Regions from separate parts of the Mus musculus genome. Here region 1 is linked to region 2. A link is a loop called in an ENCODE intact Hi-C map of the cell type or tissue named here. Cell type or tissue: left cerebral cortex. All regions are shown on one strand. Links, peaks and the distances in the headings refer to the core of each region. The heading gives the core; the rest is flanking DNA. Region 1 has its middle 110 kb from the start of Calb1. Region 2 has its middle 210 kb from the start of Gm24317.

Region 1 (8,346 bases), core at 45-8,044, 180 kb before region 2:
CTGGAGCAGCAACTGAGAGTGCTCACCCTCATCCACAGACAGAAAGCCAAAAAGCACAGCAGGGATGGCTTGAGCCCTTTGAACCTCAGAGCACACTCTCAGTGACACTTTTCCTCCAAGACCACACTTCCTAATCTTTCCCAGAACAACTGGGGACTAACACGGGGCCAACTGGGGACGAACTATTCAAACATATGAGCTCATGGGGCCCGTTTTCACTCAATGCCTTGAGACTTGCTAGTGACATGCTAGTCAATGACTCTGTGAACAGAAACCTGGAGGTAGTGGCAATGGTCAGTGACACATCCTTTGCTGAACTCTCCCTTGAAAATGGTATATTTGCCATTTGTAAAAACATTACTCATCCTTTATCAGCTCCTTCAGGAAACCAGACACTTTTCATCCATGAATCTTTCAACAACTCTGTCTTCCTATCTCTTGGGTCCATGGCCACTGGAGTACACTTTACAGATTGTGAATGATTTTAAATCTGACTCTCTACAGCCCTGGATTTCCTGATATTCTTCAATGAGTGCTTGGTTTGATATGACTCACTGTGTGTCCAGTAGAGCAGAATCACAAAGAAACCAGATTCTTGGCATCAATGCTCTTAGCTCCATTTCTCAACTCTATTAATTTTTTTCCCTCAGCAGAACGTTAAAACGTGATGAATTAAACATTACAGTAGCCAGTTAATGTACTAGATCATCTTTCCACACCCCTGAGACATTTCCCTCTTATGATCATCTGTGCGAACCTGGGCCTCGGATTCTGTGGACCTGGCTGTTTGTGGAGACATGACACTGAAGCATCATGTAAGAAAACTTCCACACTACATGATGCAAGCTCTGCTTCTTTCAGAATAAAAAAGAAAAACAAACAAAAGAGAACAAAATACTACAAACCAGATGACCTTGGGACTTAAGTTCATACATTCATATGCATACAGGTCTGAGCCTCTACATGGGCTCCATATTCTTGTCCTAAAATGAGGTTGATCACAGTAGACTCATCTCCCTCAGATGTTAATATTAATTATGATTTGTAAGTAGCTTACAGAATAGTGGTCTTCCATAAAGCTTCTTCATAATCTCTATTTTTGGTTATAGCTCTCCCCTTCCCCATTTTTGGTTTGATTTTGTTTTTAAATAGGATCTAATGTACTATGGTTGGCTTCAAGCTTACTATGCACACGAAGATAACCTTGAATTCCTAAACTTTCTGCCTCCATCTTTTACATGCTGGGGCTGCAGTTGGAACTCATCACACTGAGCTTCCATAGTTCTAATAATGGGGTCTATCTTTCGTTACTGTTTCAAAGGCAGAATTTTGGGAATTTCAGGCTTCCTAGACCTCTCCTTTATTCTGTCTTCATGGATTCCTTCCCTATCTTTTTCTGAGAGGAGCTGTTTACCTTTACCTCCTCTGGTAAATCTTTCTAATGATGACTGTTTCCATGGCCTGGAGGCTTCCCTCCTGGAATCTTGAAGCAGGATCTGTTTTCTTTTTAGACCAAATGGGTCTAGTTCTAATATCTATGTATTAGAGAGGTGGCAGCACAAAGTAGGAATAAGGTAAAGAATAGGCCAAACCTGCCGGGGCGGTGGTGGCGCACGCCTTTAATCCCAGCAGTTGGGAGGCAGAGGCAGGCGAGATTTCTGAGTTTGAGGCCAGCCTGGTCTACAGAGTGAGTTCCAGGACAGCCAGGGCTACACATAGAAACCCTGTCTCGAAAAAAAAAAATAGGCCAAACCACTAGGCAGACAACTTAAATATAAGATGTACAAGTAAAAACAGATTCTTTAGGCAACCACTATTCTGGTGCACAAAGCCTGTTGTGGGTGCACAAAGAAATTCTTGAATTCACCATGGTCACTGCCCTCACAAGTATGCACTTTAGTGAGGGGTTCTTAATCAGGGGTTCTACTGCTGCAACACAACACCATGACCAAAATGAAACTTGTACAGCACAGGGTTTAATTTGGCTTACACTTCCTGATCATAGACCATCATTGGAGGAAGTCAGGACAGGAAGTCAAGCAGGGCTGGAACCTGAAGGCAGGAGTTGATGCAGAGGCATAGACAGATGCTGCTTTCTGGCTAATTTCCCATGGCTTCCTCAGGCAGCTTTTTTTTTAATAGTTCCCAGGACTACCAGCACAAAGCTAGAGTCACACACAATGGGCTGGGCCCACTCCCTTTGATCACTAATTGAGAAAATGCCTCATGGCTGGATGTCATGGAGGCATTTCCTCAATTGAAGCTCCTTCCTCTCTGATGTCCTTAGCTTGTGTCAAGTTGATATAGAAAACCAGCCAGGACAGAGGGAAAGATCAAAACACATAAACTGAGAAATAAAAATATCTGTTTGATACAAAAAGAGACACTAAGAACATTGGTAAGTATGGACCAGACAAAACACCAATGAACCCATATTTTATGTGATCATACAGTGGTCTCTAGATTGCAGAGACATTCTTACTGTTCCTGGGTTCTGGGAATGCACCTCACCAAAATAAAAAATCATTTGGAGAGAGGCCGCTATCCATTGGAAGCTATCTGATGATCTATCACTTAGGCACTTGAATTTTAAAAGCAACTTCATTTTTCTGGAGATATTAAGCTTGACCTTGGAGTTTGCCATGTACTTTCCATTAGGGATTAGAATATCCCCCAATACCAGAAGCAGATTTTCATGTCTACCCAGATGCAGAAAAATACATGAGTAGGAAGAAATAAGACATCTTCAATTTTCCATTATAAGCCTGAAAGTTTGGGATATAATTTAGACACTGGTGAGATAAGGAAATATAAACCATGGACTAGCCTTGCCCTGGATTGTTTTCTCCACAACTGAAAGAATTTCACAGCAGAACGGTTTCAGTGGAGGCACACACAGAACTAGGTCCATCTGTCTCAAGCCACAAATAGAAAGCTTGTCACAATGGAGACAATATTAGTTAATCTTTACCCAGGAAACCATACAGTGGTGAGTGTTGTTAGCATGTTTTCAAAAGTAGGGTGTTGCTTAACTGTGGTAGGAAAGTCACATTAACAAAGAAAAAATACCTCCCTGAAATACGGTTCGTGAGAACCGCATCAAATCCTTCTTGGCCCTATTGGTCAATTTTATATAACCTTGATTCTGGGCAGTGAAGGGGTGGAATGAAATTACTGTACTGGTCTTTTTAGACACCCCCTCCTTCTTCCAATGATAGAGCAGTGGAGTGACAGTTCTGGATTTGGCAGCATGGTCAATGGGAACAAGGAGGAGGAGGGAAACCAAGATAGAATCTGCACCTACTCCTAGCTACTGGTTCTACTGTTACAGCTTGAGGTGGTGGATGGCCACATGCAGAATACAGTACAGCAGCCAGCACCCTGCTCTCATTTGTACTGAGACCTCCCATGCACTGTCTCACATTTGCAGAGACTTTCCCCATGTCAAGGCTCTGGTCCAGCCCTAAGGTGGAGTGTTTTATCAGTTACATGCCTTTCTTTGTGGTTTATTGTTGGGTAGAATGGTTAGACTAGACACCATCTGATAACTACTTCAGCTCTAATTCAGGGAAGGAGGCTATTACTTGTTTCGTGTGTAAGTAGCAGAGGTATGCAGGTGTTGGCTGCTGTTAGCTTGTAGCTTTGCATTTAAGTAGTATCTTGTTTAAAAGGCAGTAGGAAAATTATATAAATCAGATTTTTTTCTTCTTTCCAGCGACTAGACTTAGTCACACACACCTGGATCATCTTGGATGTCTTATAATTAGTACAGTGTGAACTGCCTTTCATCTCATTTTGCTCATATGAAAAATCTTGCTAAATGGATAAAGTGACATTTGTTTACGTACTCCCAGTGTTTTGTCCCCGAGAAGATCAGCAAATGCAATATTTACTCTGAATGACATGCTCCTGTCACTATAAACCTCCTAAGAATGTTTGACGAAGTTCTGGCTTCATGCATGTAGCTCGGGTAGGAAGATGGCTGGGGGCAGTTAGCTTTCTATTTCCTGACGAATCTGGCCCTCCTTCCATTTGTTCGTTTGCATGCTTAGTGGAACTTTTAAAGGCATCTACGTCTTCCTTTATTTTGAACAGCTTGCATTAAGTGTCACAGTTCTTTTCTCTAAAGTTCTTGTTCTTATTAATGTGGCCATTATGCTCATTGATTTCTTCAGCCTCTTTGTTCCAAGGTACTGCTTCAAATTTGGAGTCAAATGAGCATTCCTTGGAACATGTACTTGTACCAAACAGCCTTAGCCAGAAGAAGGTGGGAGTGGGTGTATTTTACTGAAATTAGAGTATTCTTCATAAACGAGAGAATATAGTGGAGAGAAAATAAGTGCAGAGTTACAGAAATGTTTCTTATTCTGCCAAATTCATTTATCCTCAAGCATCCTCTAGATGGTATTTTGATGTGTTATTGGTAAATCATTCTAATGTCTTGTCTTCATTCTAGGTGGATATTTATTTTGATTCAACCTGACAGCTAGCAAACATTCTGTTATAAAAAGCCAGGTTTTGAAAAGCAGGGATGTTACCAAGGGGATGAGAAGAGAAGCTCTCAGATCATGCCAACTCAAACTGTGAAGTAGGAAAAAAATGATATATTTTGTCTCTGTCTCTCTGTCCCTCTGCCTCTGTCTCTGTTTGTCTCTGTCTTTGCATCTGTCTCTCTCTGTGTGTCTCTGTCTCTCTCTGTGTGTCTCTGTCTGTCTCTGTATCTATCTCTGGTGTGACTTTTAAAACAGATTGTCCCCTGAAATACCTAGTGTCTTCATTAGTTCTCTTGAGTATCATTCTTTCATACATATCATTCTACCTGGCCCTGTATAACACAAAGAAACATATGTTCTGTATATATTGCATGCCAAGAAATCTCCTAGCACATGAGCTTCAACACTGAATAACTTTATGATTGAAAAGAATCTTTATAATTTAGTGAGATACTCCTTTTCCATTCCAAAAGGTTTCAGAATGGGTGCATAGCATACTGTTGATCTAGTCAAGTTCTACATGGGGGAATTAAAGTTATATTTATGGGTTTATAGAAAGAAAGAATAGGGAATTCTACATAGAATTAATGTTGACCATTCATGGACTACACGTTGTTCTAAAGACTATGGATGTGGAAAACTGATTTCATCCTTCCAGCAGACTATTTAGGAATAGAAATATTATTATTTTACTCATATATTAGGGGACAAAGTGAGGGTAAGTTATCAAATATAACTAGTAAGTAACAAAGACAGTTTTGAATTGGGTAAAGTCACTACTCTTCGATCTAGAACATAAATGAAACGAACTATAAAGCATGTATATATATATTTTTAAATTTTTTCATTGGGTATTATGGTATAGTGTTATATAAGAACATTTTCATATAAGCATATATTCTGTGTTCATCCTACTCTTCCTACCTATTGCTCTGACTTTCCCTTTTATCACTTGCTTCTACACACACACACACACACACACACACACACACACACACACACACACATATGGTTTTATGTATCTGTATAAAATCTATGAGTCACAAATGAGAAATACCATGGTGCTTATCTGAGGCTGACTTAATTCACTTAATATGAGTATATCCAAGTTTATTCATTTTCTTTGGGAATAATAAAACTTTGTTATTCTTTGTCCCTATATAGGTATCTCTGTATTGTATATATATACACACATGCACATACACACTATCATATATGTAGATGGTCTTTGCTACTTTGTGAGTTCTTTGTTTTCCCCTCCTCTCACTCCATCCCTGTTTCAACACTAACAAGAGATAGGAAGATAGATCAGAGAAAAGAATTAGGATAATCCCTCAATCTAATTTATTTCTTTTTCTTTCTTTTTTGACCACAGCTATGAATACACCACAAACAACCCCCTAAATGACCATCAATCAATCACCCATCATGCCTCTCAGGGCCTTAGGATATATTTACCCTCTGAAAGTTTTCCAGAAATCCAGATGTCACACAATTGCAGAATTCTCTGCAGTTGGCAGGACTATGCTTCTGCTAGAACATGGGGCAAACCATGGTCTGCTGCTGAGGACCATTCCAAGAAGCCCCACATCTCAAACCAGTGATTAAAATGAAAGCATTTTAATTTCTTATAATATTTCTATGTTTTTTAAGAACTCAAAATTTTAAAATTCCCAAATTCTCAAATTTACACACACACACACACACACACACACACACACACACACACACTATATATATATATTTTTTTTAATCAATTTTGTTGCGTTTGGACCCAAAGTTGGCTATTGTGAATAGTGCTGCAATAATCATTAATGTATAGGCATCTCTTTGATATATTGAAGGGAAGTTCTTTGTGTAAATTGCCCAGGAGTGGTACAGCTGGATCATATGGATCATAGTGTCTTGAGAAAACTCCACATTGTTTTAGACAGTGGCTGGAAATGTTTACATTATAACTAGCCATATTAGGGCTCCAATTTGTCTACATTCTCACCAACATTTGTTCTCTTATTAATTGACATTCTGAATAGAACAAGTTAGAATCTCAATGTAATTAGATTTTCATTTGTCTTATAGTGAGGTTGAGCATTTTCTGTGTTTATTACTCTTTATATTACAGTTCTTGAGAAATGCCTACTAGCCTACTTATTGTGCTACTTAACTTCTTTTCTTCAGTTTTTTTTTGAGTTATGAAAATATTTAAATAGTAATTCATTATCAGGTATATATCTAACAAAGATTGTCGCAGTCAGCTACAGGGCCCCCAATGGAGGAGCTAGAGAAAGTACCCAAGGAGCTAAAGGGATCTGAAACCCTATAGGTGGAACAACAATATGAACTAACCAGTACCCCCCGGAGCTCGTGTCTCTAGCTTCATATGTATCAGAAGATGGCCTAGTCAGCCATCAGTGGAAAGAGAGGCCCATTGGTCTTGCAAACTTTATATGCCTCAGTACAGGGGAACGCCAGGGCCAAGAAGTGGGAGGGGGTGGGTAGGGGAGTTGGGTGGGGAGGGTATGGGGGACTTTTGGGATAGCATTGGAAATGTAAATGAAGAAAATGCCTAATTAAAAAAAAAAGAAAGAAACAGTCATGGCTTTAGCTGCAATATATTTATATCAGGCCCCTCTAGTGTAGTCTACTGATCTATGTGTCTGTGTTTGTTTTAGGACCATGTTGCTTTGGCATTTTGGTTCCATAGTAAAATTTGAAATTAAATGTAGTTATACCTCTAGAATTATTATTTTTCTTAGGCTTGCTTTTACTATTATAGAATTTAGTAACTTAAACAATTACTGCTAAAATCATGAACAAAATAAGGCTGACATCTCTCCATATCTCTTGAATATAGTACTTGAAGAACTAGCCAGAGCAATAAGAGAACTAAAGAAGATTGGAAGGGGGGGTGGGGGGGGAGACACAAATTAGAAAGGAAGAACTCAAAGTATTGCTATTCATAGATAATACAATAATATAATACTTATGTATACATAAGTGAACTGAAAATTTCTACCAGAGAATTCCTGTGGCTGATAAACTCCTTCAACAAAGGATTTGAATACAAATTATCTTAAAGAAATCAGTAGCCCAGTCTGTGCCCAGAACTGATCCTGTGCCACAGCACTCCATACCCAAATACTGTCAGGAGAGAGCTGGTCTCCCAGGAGTGCCAACACTCTTGTGAGCACAGATAAAACTACCACTTCTGCTCAAATTCCTCGCCCAACAGGGACCCACTCAGAGCCATCAGGGCACAGGAAGCAAGGAAAAGCCAGGGACAGGATTTTCCCGGTTTCTGTCTGCACCCCAGAGCTGACCCCGTGCCACAGCTCTCCATACTCAAATTCCTCCCAGAGAGAACTGGTCTTCCAGGAATACTGACACAGTCTCATATGAAGGACATGCCACAGTCAGAGACAGCAAGACCAGCTAACACCAGAGATAACCAGATGGCGAGAGGCAAGGGCAAGAACATAAGCAACAAAACCAAGGCTATTTGGCATCATCAGAAACCAGCTCTCCCACTACAAAGAGCCCTGGATACCCCAACACACAAGAAAAGCAAGACTCTGATTTAAAATCAAATCTCATGATGATGATAGAGGACTTTAAGCAGGACATAAATGACTCCCTTAAAGAAATACAGGCGAACACAGGTAAACAGCTGGAAGCCCTTAAAGAAATACAGGAAAACACAACCAAACAGGTGAAGGAATTGAACAAAACCATCCAGGATCTAAAAAATGGAAGTAGAAACAATAAAAAAAAATCACAAAGGGAGACAACCCTGGAGATAGAAAACCTAGGAAAGAGATCAGGAGTTATAGATATAAGCATTACCAACAGAATA
Region 2 (8,346 bases), core at 285-8,284:
CTATAGCCAACTCATCCCAGAAATGCTAATTATTTGTTCTATCGAAGTTCTTCTTTTATGGATTTACCAATTTGTAGTAGAGAGAGGGTTATAAATATTTGCTTCATAATTCTAAAATTTTTTTACCATGTTTAGTTGTAAAAAAATAACAAGAATAGGCAGACAAAATCCTCAGGCATACATTACTGGTTTTTAGTGTCTTGTCTTTTTGATATAAAGAGCAAACTGTGAATTTTGCAATAAAAATACTTCTCAAAAGTTAATCTTTTCCAAAACCACGCAATAAGACAAAATATAATCTTTGCTAAGTTAATACTTCCACAGTTTTAACTGAGAACGTGACTTTTTAATCAGATTGTATCATGAATTAAAGACCATCATTAACTATAGATCATACACACACACACACACACACACACACACACACACACACACACACACAAACTTGAAAAGCGCCATGTCCAACAGTTTTCCCACCAATGAGATCCCATCAGCTCCAGTCCCACCAAATGAGAATGAGGACATCACCCCAGTTTTAGGTCAACTTAAGCAAGCTTTGTTTTCTATTATACAGGGCTGACTCCTTAAAGTGGGCTTGAGGCAATGACCATGAACACAGGAGACAGTGGGGTTCTTATAGCTTTAAAAAGCCCACAAGACTAGGGGATTTCAAAGAGTTGAGAGATTTTTTTTGGTTACATAGAAATCTGGCTGAACATCTCAAAATTATTTGCAGAGCATCAGTTTTATCAAGGTAGAAGTGATGGTACAAAGTATATGATGTTGAACAGGTCAAATTCCAGGAAATTGGTTAAGATGTGGTCAAATTCAAGTTTTACAGAAAAAAAAAATGAATAGACTTATTTTGACCTTGCAACTAGATGGCTTCAAATCTTAAGATGGACTCAGGCTGGTCTATCACCAACTTCCTGTATCTGGAACAAATAATAACTTGTGGATTTGATGTTTTTAGCAATATGATCTGTTAGATTCAGTTCATAAATTTTAATTCTCTAAAAGATGCTTGAAATGATTAGGAAAGAGCAACTTGAGGTAAACAGCTGCTGCTGGTTAGCAGAAATACTCTTCCCACCTGACCCCTGCCGAGCTGACACAATGGCTTCTGTGGCTCTGTTATGACTCAATCTCGTCCTGACATTTAACAGACCCATATAATTTCACTCCATTTTATATGCACCTTCCATCCTCCCCAATCAGGGACCATCATTATCCCTGCTTGGAGCTGACTCAGATGCGTGACAGAAGTCAGCTCCTTGTAGGTTGTCTGCGCCCAATTCCTCCTGGTTTGCTTCTAGAACAATGGAGAAGGTTGGATTTCTTGTAGAATTCAGTTAAAGTTTGAGGCATGTGATCTATTGATAAGAGAGTTTAATATAGCTTGTTCCTACACACAAATCCATAATTCAGTTACTACTCCAACAAACCCTAGTTACTGGCAAGAGAAAAATAAAAAGAGGAAACAAGGCAAACATGACAGGAGAGTTGAAGTGACAGGTGTACGGTTAGAACTGCCAGTTCCCACTGCCAAAAGGCTGAGACAATATGCTGTTAATAGAACACAGGCATTTCTCACTCTGCAGTGACGTCCTGGGCAACCATGCTCAGGTGGGATGAACAAGGGTTAAAGCCAGCTTGGCTCTCCCCTCAACCTCCTGTGCCCAGATTCAATCATCTTCAATCTATCTGTGCTCTTGCTTCACATGTGTGGAAGAGGGCAAAATACGTAAGCCTTTCATTTTATCTTGTATGCCTGTTAGAAAATGCAAAAATCCAACCAGAAAGCTGGGTATGGAGGACACATTGAACTTCAGTCATCAGGCTACTGACCCCACGATAAGTAAGCAACCCTGAAGCTACATCAGAAGCCAGAAAGAATACAGTACTTGGTACTCATTTAGAAATATATGATGAAGGAGAGCGAGGTGTATGTGGTAGGTGCTACCTAGCTTCTCGTGATGGGTATAAACTGTCCTGCTCTGTCTTTATAACAACCTCCCTAGCCTTTTGTTATTGTTGTTGTGCTTTTTGAGAGTTTTCATTTGTTTTGTTTTTCCATCCTGCCCTATCTCTGCTGGGTCCCCTACCTTGCTCGCTGCTTTTACCTCAGTTTGCATTACTGGTTTTGTCTCCCCCCTCCTCTATTTTCCTGGTTTGGAATATTGCTTCTAAGATTAATAATAAAGAAGTAATAATCTTCCAAATATGCTCTTCCTATCTGCCAATCTATGGGCAGCAATTCTGGCACAATCCTTAATTGAACGGTTCTTTTCTCTTCTGTGGTCTTTGCTTTATTGTGGATGCAGTGGCCCATGCTGTGCCTTTCTGCCATCACATTTTCTTTTCCAATCACTTCCTGCTCTGTAATTCTGAGACTACAATTCTCCAAAATTAGACTTTATTAAATTTCTATTTAGAAATATAAGTCATTTCCTATCACTTCCAAGATGAATTCCAAACCTGAATTGTCTGGAAAGCTTTTTACAAACTTAGCTCTGGTATACAGCAATGTAATATTTACACAATATAATATTTGTGTAGAGAATGGTGTTGTGTGTGCACGTGTGCTTGTAGGTATACTTTGTGTGTGTGCATTTCCGTGGTGGGAACAAGGTTATGTTGCATGTCTTGCTCAATTGTTCTCTGCCTCATTAATTTTGAGTTCTTGAACTGGAGACCACTGATTTGACTAGATTGCCTGGCCAGCAAACCTTGCAGATTCTCCTGACTACAGTGGTTGCAGGTATATATTGCCATGCCTGCATTTCGGTGTAGGGGCTAATGATCTGCATTCAGGGCCTCATACTATCACAGCTTGCACTGATCAATCCATCACTCCAGACCTTATTTTTAAATGACAAAAAAAAAAAAAAAATACTGTATCTTTATCTATGTCCTGCTCACACACCTGAGTAATTCAAAAGCCCTATTTACAGAGATAAGGGAGTCATCTTTGAAAGTGCAAACTGCAGTTGAAGAAGACAGCATTTTCTTGTCTGAAAGCTTCCTTTTTACCCCCTCCATCGTCCCTGGGCTAAGCCAACTCTTACACCCCCACACTGCCGACATCTCCTCCCTCTTCTTGGATTCAGCCTTGAAGGAGCACAGCTATGATATTGGCAGAGAGCATGCCAGGAGGAACAAGTCATTGGGTTCTGATTTTAGATGGATTGCTTAAAACAAATCTCACCAAAATAAAGGAACAAAATAAACCTTTCAGAGTGCCAAGCTACATACTCTGCCAGTGTCTCCGGTGTGCTTTTGATTAGCTGAATCATGTTCTGTTAGAATTCATGTGTAAAAATTCTATTCTCTCAAATCTCTGAATGTGAGTGTGTTTGGAGCTGGTATTTGTGACAAGGGTATTAAGGGAGAATGAGATCAATAGGATGGATCCTTACAGGAAGAGGAAATTAGACAGAAACAGAAGGATAACTACATGAGGACTGAGGGAGAAGGAGGCTGTCTTTCAACAAAAAGAAGAGAGGAGAGTCCCAGAAGAAGCTAAACCAACACATTAATCTTTGACTTTTAGCACTGTGAGGACATGGGTTTCTATGGCGACAACCACTCAGCACACGGTGCTTTGTTATGGCAGTTCTAAAAAGCTCATACAATCTATAAACACAGCCTGGCACAATGTTTTGATTTATTGCCATGTACCACACTTTGTTCTATGCAGTTTGTATATATTTAACTTATTTAATCTTTAGAATAGCTGTAAAAGGGTCCTATTTATACCTCTGTTGTGTGGGTGAACAAGCTCCATTGTGGACAGGCTAGTTAATGTTATTGGATAGAATAGCTAGAAACTAGAGGGGTTGTGATTTATAACTGCGATGGGTTTGAATACAGTCTGTGCTGCCTGCTGAATTCTATTCTATATTCTAGAGTTGGGATGCTCCTGACTTGCTGATTTCTCACTTTAAAACATGATTGTGAAGTTCTTATACATTCTACAGGTGTTAACTCTCCCATTTCATAAAAAAAAATTAGCTCTCTTTTGTTCTTGTATCTACATTATGGCTCAGATTAACAATCTCCTTCTTTGTGTACCAATTTCACTGCATCACAACCCCTATGTTGGTTGCAATTGATTGCAATTGAGGTGTCTGTCTCACTCCCTAGACTGGGTGAATTGGGTGTTAGGGGAGCTATACTTAACATTATATTCTGAAGGATGGAGCAGGGGTGGGTACCACACTACAGTGAAAGCAGGACTTGTCAGTCAGTGATACAACTCTTAAAGCTTGCTCTCCTGGATACTGAAATCTCTTTTCTCCATCACTTTGTGCATTTACAATGCATTCCAAAGAAGTACAATGGTGTAAATACCTAACACTCATGAATCTGTTATAGTGTACTCCATTAGGAAGAGAACTCTGACCCCCCCAGCTCTGCTTCTAAGGCAGTGCTGGGCGATGCTAAGTTTCTGGGCTCACATGTTTCACTCCATATCGATAAGGTAGTGGTAGCTAAAGATCATATCCAGGCAGCCGCATTTCTCAAACATCACTCATTTTAGCAATGAAAAAGTATTTCTGCTATTTCTTTTGTTAGGAAGCGTTTTTGTAGTGCATGCTGCCTTTGGAGAGAAGAATTCAGGTAAATATCTTTCAAATTTGAGCCAGCTACTACTTGAGTGTAACTTCTGGTTGAAAACCTTTAAATGTCAACTAACCACACCTGGGCTACAAATAATTCAGCTTTATCTATGCTGAAGTACTTAAAACAAAAACTGTGGGCTGGAGTAATAGACCAATTGTTAAGCTGTTCTTCCAAAGAATCAGGGTTCAATTCCCAACCCTATAGCCCCCTGTAACTCCAGCCCCAGGAAATGCAAGTGCCCTCTTCTGGCTTCTGGGAGAACTACGTGCACATGGTGTACAGATAATAGTCGCAGGCAAAACACCCACACCCATAAAAATAGATAAGTTTTAAAAATAAGAAAAAATATAACTACACCCAATATTATCAATGAGATTCCTAAAGTGGCTATACAAATGTACACTCCAAAAATAAATGATCACTCTAGATGCTCTATCAACATTGGTACCTGCTGTTGTCAGTTTTTGGTGTTATTTGTTAATTATTTTAAGTGTGTGTGTGAGTGTAGTTAGTTGCATGTGTGTTCAGGAGCCAAAGGAGGCCAGAAGAAGCAGTAGAAGCCCCTAGAGCTGTAGCTGCAAATGGCATTGTGAGCCTCCAGAGGTGGGTTGTAGGAACAAAACTCAGGTTCCTACGAGAGCAGTAATACTCATGATAGTTGAACCATCTCTTTGGCTCTAGTCTTCAGTGTTTTAATTGAGCTGATCTTGTAGATTTCGAACTCAATGTCATTGCTTTGGTTTCCTGATACTTAATAGGATTCAGCAGCTTTGGACCTGTGTGCTCCACATGGAATACCATTTCATGCCTTGTTGTTCCTCTTCCTACTGATTTGTCTATTTTCCAGGATGAGTTATAGAAGCTCTATGATTTTTTTCAGTTTTAGTGCAAGAATTTGAGTATTTTCTCTGATTATTGTCTTTCTACTTTTATTGCTTTGAAGTAGTTTATTAAAAATGGCCCCCATATGCCATATGTTTAGATGCTTAGTACCTACTTGGAAGATTGTTTATGAAGGATTTGGAAGTGTGTTCTTGCTGGAGGAGGCATGCCTTTGGAGGTGAGCTTCAAGGTTCTGAAAGTCCTTACAAGGCCTAGTGTTTTCTGTATGCAACTTATTGATCAGATGTGAGCTTTCAGCTATGAACTTCTGCACCATGTCTGCCTCACCATGACATGTGTTCAGTGATTAATTCTATGAAACTGTAAGCAAACCCCAATTAAATATTCTTGTGATTTTGTTGCCTTGATCATGGTACTTCATCACAACAGTAGAACAGAAATATAATAGTACAGTAACTAAAATATTCTTCTTAATTTTAATGTAGTTTATCAATCAGCATCTTATCTATAACTGAACTATGCACTTATCATATCAAGTGACCTCAATATAAGACTGGAAATGGGAAGATATATTGTTTAAAATACATATATTTCTACATTTTTTAAAAAATTGTTGGTTATTTTATTTATTTACATGTCAAATGTTATTCCCCTTCCCAGTTTCCTCTCCACAAACCCCCTATCCCATTCCCTCTCCCCTCAGTTTCTAGGAGAGAGCTCCTTCACCCACCCACTCCCACCTCACCAGCCTAGCATTCCTCTGTGTTGGGGCATTGAATCTTGACAGAACCAAGGGCCTCCCCTCCCACTGATGCCAGATAAGGCCATCCTCTTCTATATATGTGGCTGGAGACATGGGTCCCTACATGTGTACTCTTTGGTTTGTGGTTTAGTCCCTAGGAGCTTTGGGGTGTCTGGTTGGTTGATATTGTTGTTCTTCCTATGGGGTTTCAAACCCCTTCATCTCCTTCAGTCCTTCCCTTAACTCCTCCATTGGGATACCTGTGCTCAGTCTAATGGTTGACTGTAAGCATCTGCATCTGTATTGGTCAGGCTCTGGCAGAGCCTCTCGGAGTACAGCCATACCAGGCTCCTGTCAACAAGCACTTCTCAGCATCAATAATAGTGTCTGGGTTTGGTGTCTGCAGATGGGATGGAACCTTAGGTGGGCTGGTGACCCTGTGTTCTATAAGAAACCATGGTCATGGGTTGGTAGAATGAACAGTAAAAATATCCACCCTACCAAAAACAACCTACAGTTTCAATGATTCTACTACATCCATAGCAGCCTTATTTGTGATAGCCAGAAGGTGAAAACAACCCAGATATCCCACAATGGAAGAATGGATACGGAAAATGTGGTTGGTTTACACAATAAAATATTATTCAGCTATTAAGAACAAGGACATCTTCGGTATTCTAAGTTTCTGTGCTAAGATCCACTTATTAGTGAGTGCATATCATGTGTGTTCTTTTGTGATTGGGTTATGTCATTCAGGATGATGTCCTCCAGATACATGCATTTCATGTGTAAATGTAGTATTTCATTGTGTAAATGTACCACATTTTTTGTATCCATTCCTCTGTTGAGAGATATCTGGATTGTTTCCAGCTTCTGGCTATCACAAATAAGGCTGCTATGGATGTAGTAGAACATGTGCCCTGTAGCATGATGGGGCATCTTCTGGGTATATGCCCAAGAGTGGTATAGCTAGGTCAATTATCTTAGGAGCCTTCAGATTCATTTCCAGAGTGGTCATAGCAGTTTAAAATCCCACCAGCAATGGAGGAGTGTTCCTCTTTTCCCACATACTTGCCATCCTGTGACCTGAGTTTTTGATCTTAGTCATTTTGATTGGTATGAGGTGGAATCTCATGGTTGTTTTGGTTTGCATTTCCCTGATGACTAAGGATGTTGAACATATTTCCAGGTGCTTCTCAGACATTTGAGTTTCCTCAGTTGAGAATTCTCTGTTTAGCTCTATTCCCCCATTTTTTAATAAAGTTATTTGGTTCTCTGGAGTCTAACTTCTTGAATTCTTTGTATATATTGGATTTTAGCCCTTCATCAGATGTAGGATTGGTAAAGATCTTTTCTCAATCTGTTGGTTGCTGTTTTGTCCTATTTTCAGTACTTACAGAAACTTTGCAATTTTATGAAGTCCCATTTGTCGATTATTGATATTACAGCTTAAGTCATTGGTGTTCTGTTCAGGAACTTTCCCCCTGTACCCATGTGTTCAAGGTTTTTCCCTGCTTTCTCTTCTGAATTAGTGTATCTGGTTTTACGTGGAGGTCCTTGTTCAACTTGGACTTGAGCTTTTTTCAGGGAGATAAGAATGGATCAATTTGCATTCTTCTACATGTAGACTGCCAGTTGTGCCAGCATCATTTGTTGAAAATTCTGTCTTTTTTCCACTAGATGGTTTTAGCTCCTTAGTCAAAGATCAAGTGATCATAGGTGTGTGGGATCATTTCTGGGTCTTCAACTCTATTGCACTGATCTACCTGCCTGCCATGCAGTTTTTATCACGACTGCTCTATAGTACAGCTTGAGGTCAGGCATGGTGATTCCTGAGATACAATTTGCAAAACACATGAAACTCAAGAAGAAGGAAGACCAAAGTATAGATACTTTGTTTCTTCTTAGCATGGGGAACAAAATACCCATGGAAGGAGTTACAGAGACAAATTTCAGAGCTGAGTTGGAAGGAAGAATCATCCTGGGATCTATCCCATAAACAACCACCAAACCCAGACACTATTGCATATGCCAGAAAGATATTGCTGACAGGACCCTGATATAGCTGTGTCATATGAGGCTATGTCAGTACCTGGCAAATACAGAAGTGTATGCTTACAGTCATTTATTGGATG

What was found. Peaks named below come from ENCODE experiments on the same cell type or tissue, not always from the same donor. Only the 100,000 strongest peaks of a DNase experiment are listed, where the experiment ranks them.
Region 1: it touches region 2 in a loop (2.8-fold over the local background); 2 of 42 quality-filtered maps call a loop at or near these places.

Annotation. Positions count from the first base shown.
Region 1 is chr4:15,764,954-15,773,299 of GRCm38, reverse strand. No RefSeq gene overlaps it. Among named protein-coding and RNA genes, the nearest start is that of Calb1, 110 kb to the left of the region's middle. In left cerebral cortex, for the core only: no CTCF peak of the experiment used is centred there; DNase peaks (open chromatin) are centred at 3,217, 3,986, 4,247, 4,521 and 2 more places; H3K27ac peaks cover 1,610 bases.
Region 2 is chr4:15,589,470-15,597,815 of GRCm38, reverse strand. No RefSeq gene overlaps it. Among named protein-coding and RNA genes, the nearest start is that of Gm24317, 210 kb to the right of the region's middle. In left cerebral cortex, for the core only: a CTCF peak has its summit at 4,873 (motif pointing left); DNase peaks (open chromatin) are centred at 3,119 and 3,665; H3K27ac peaks cover 376 bases.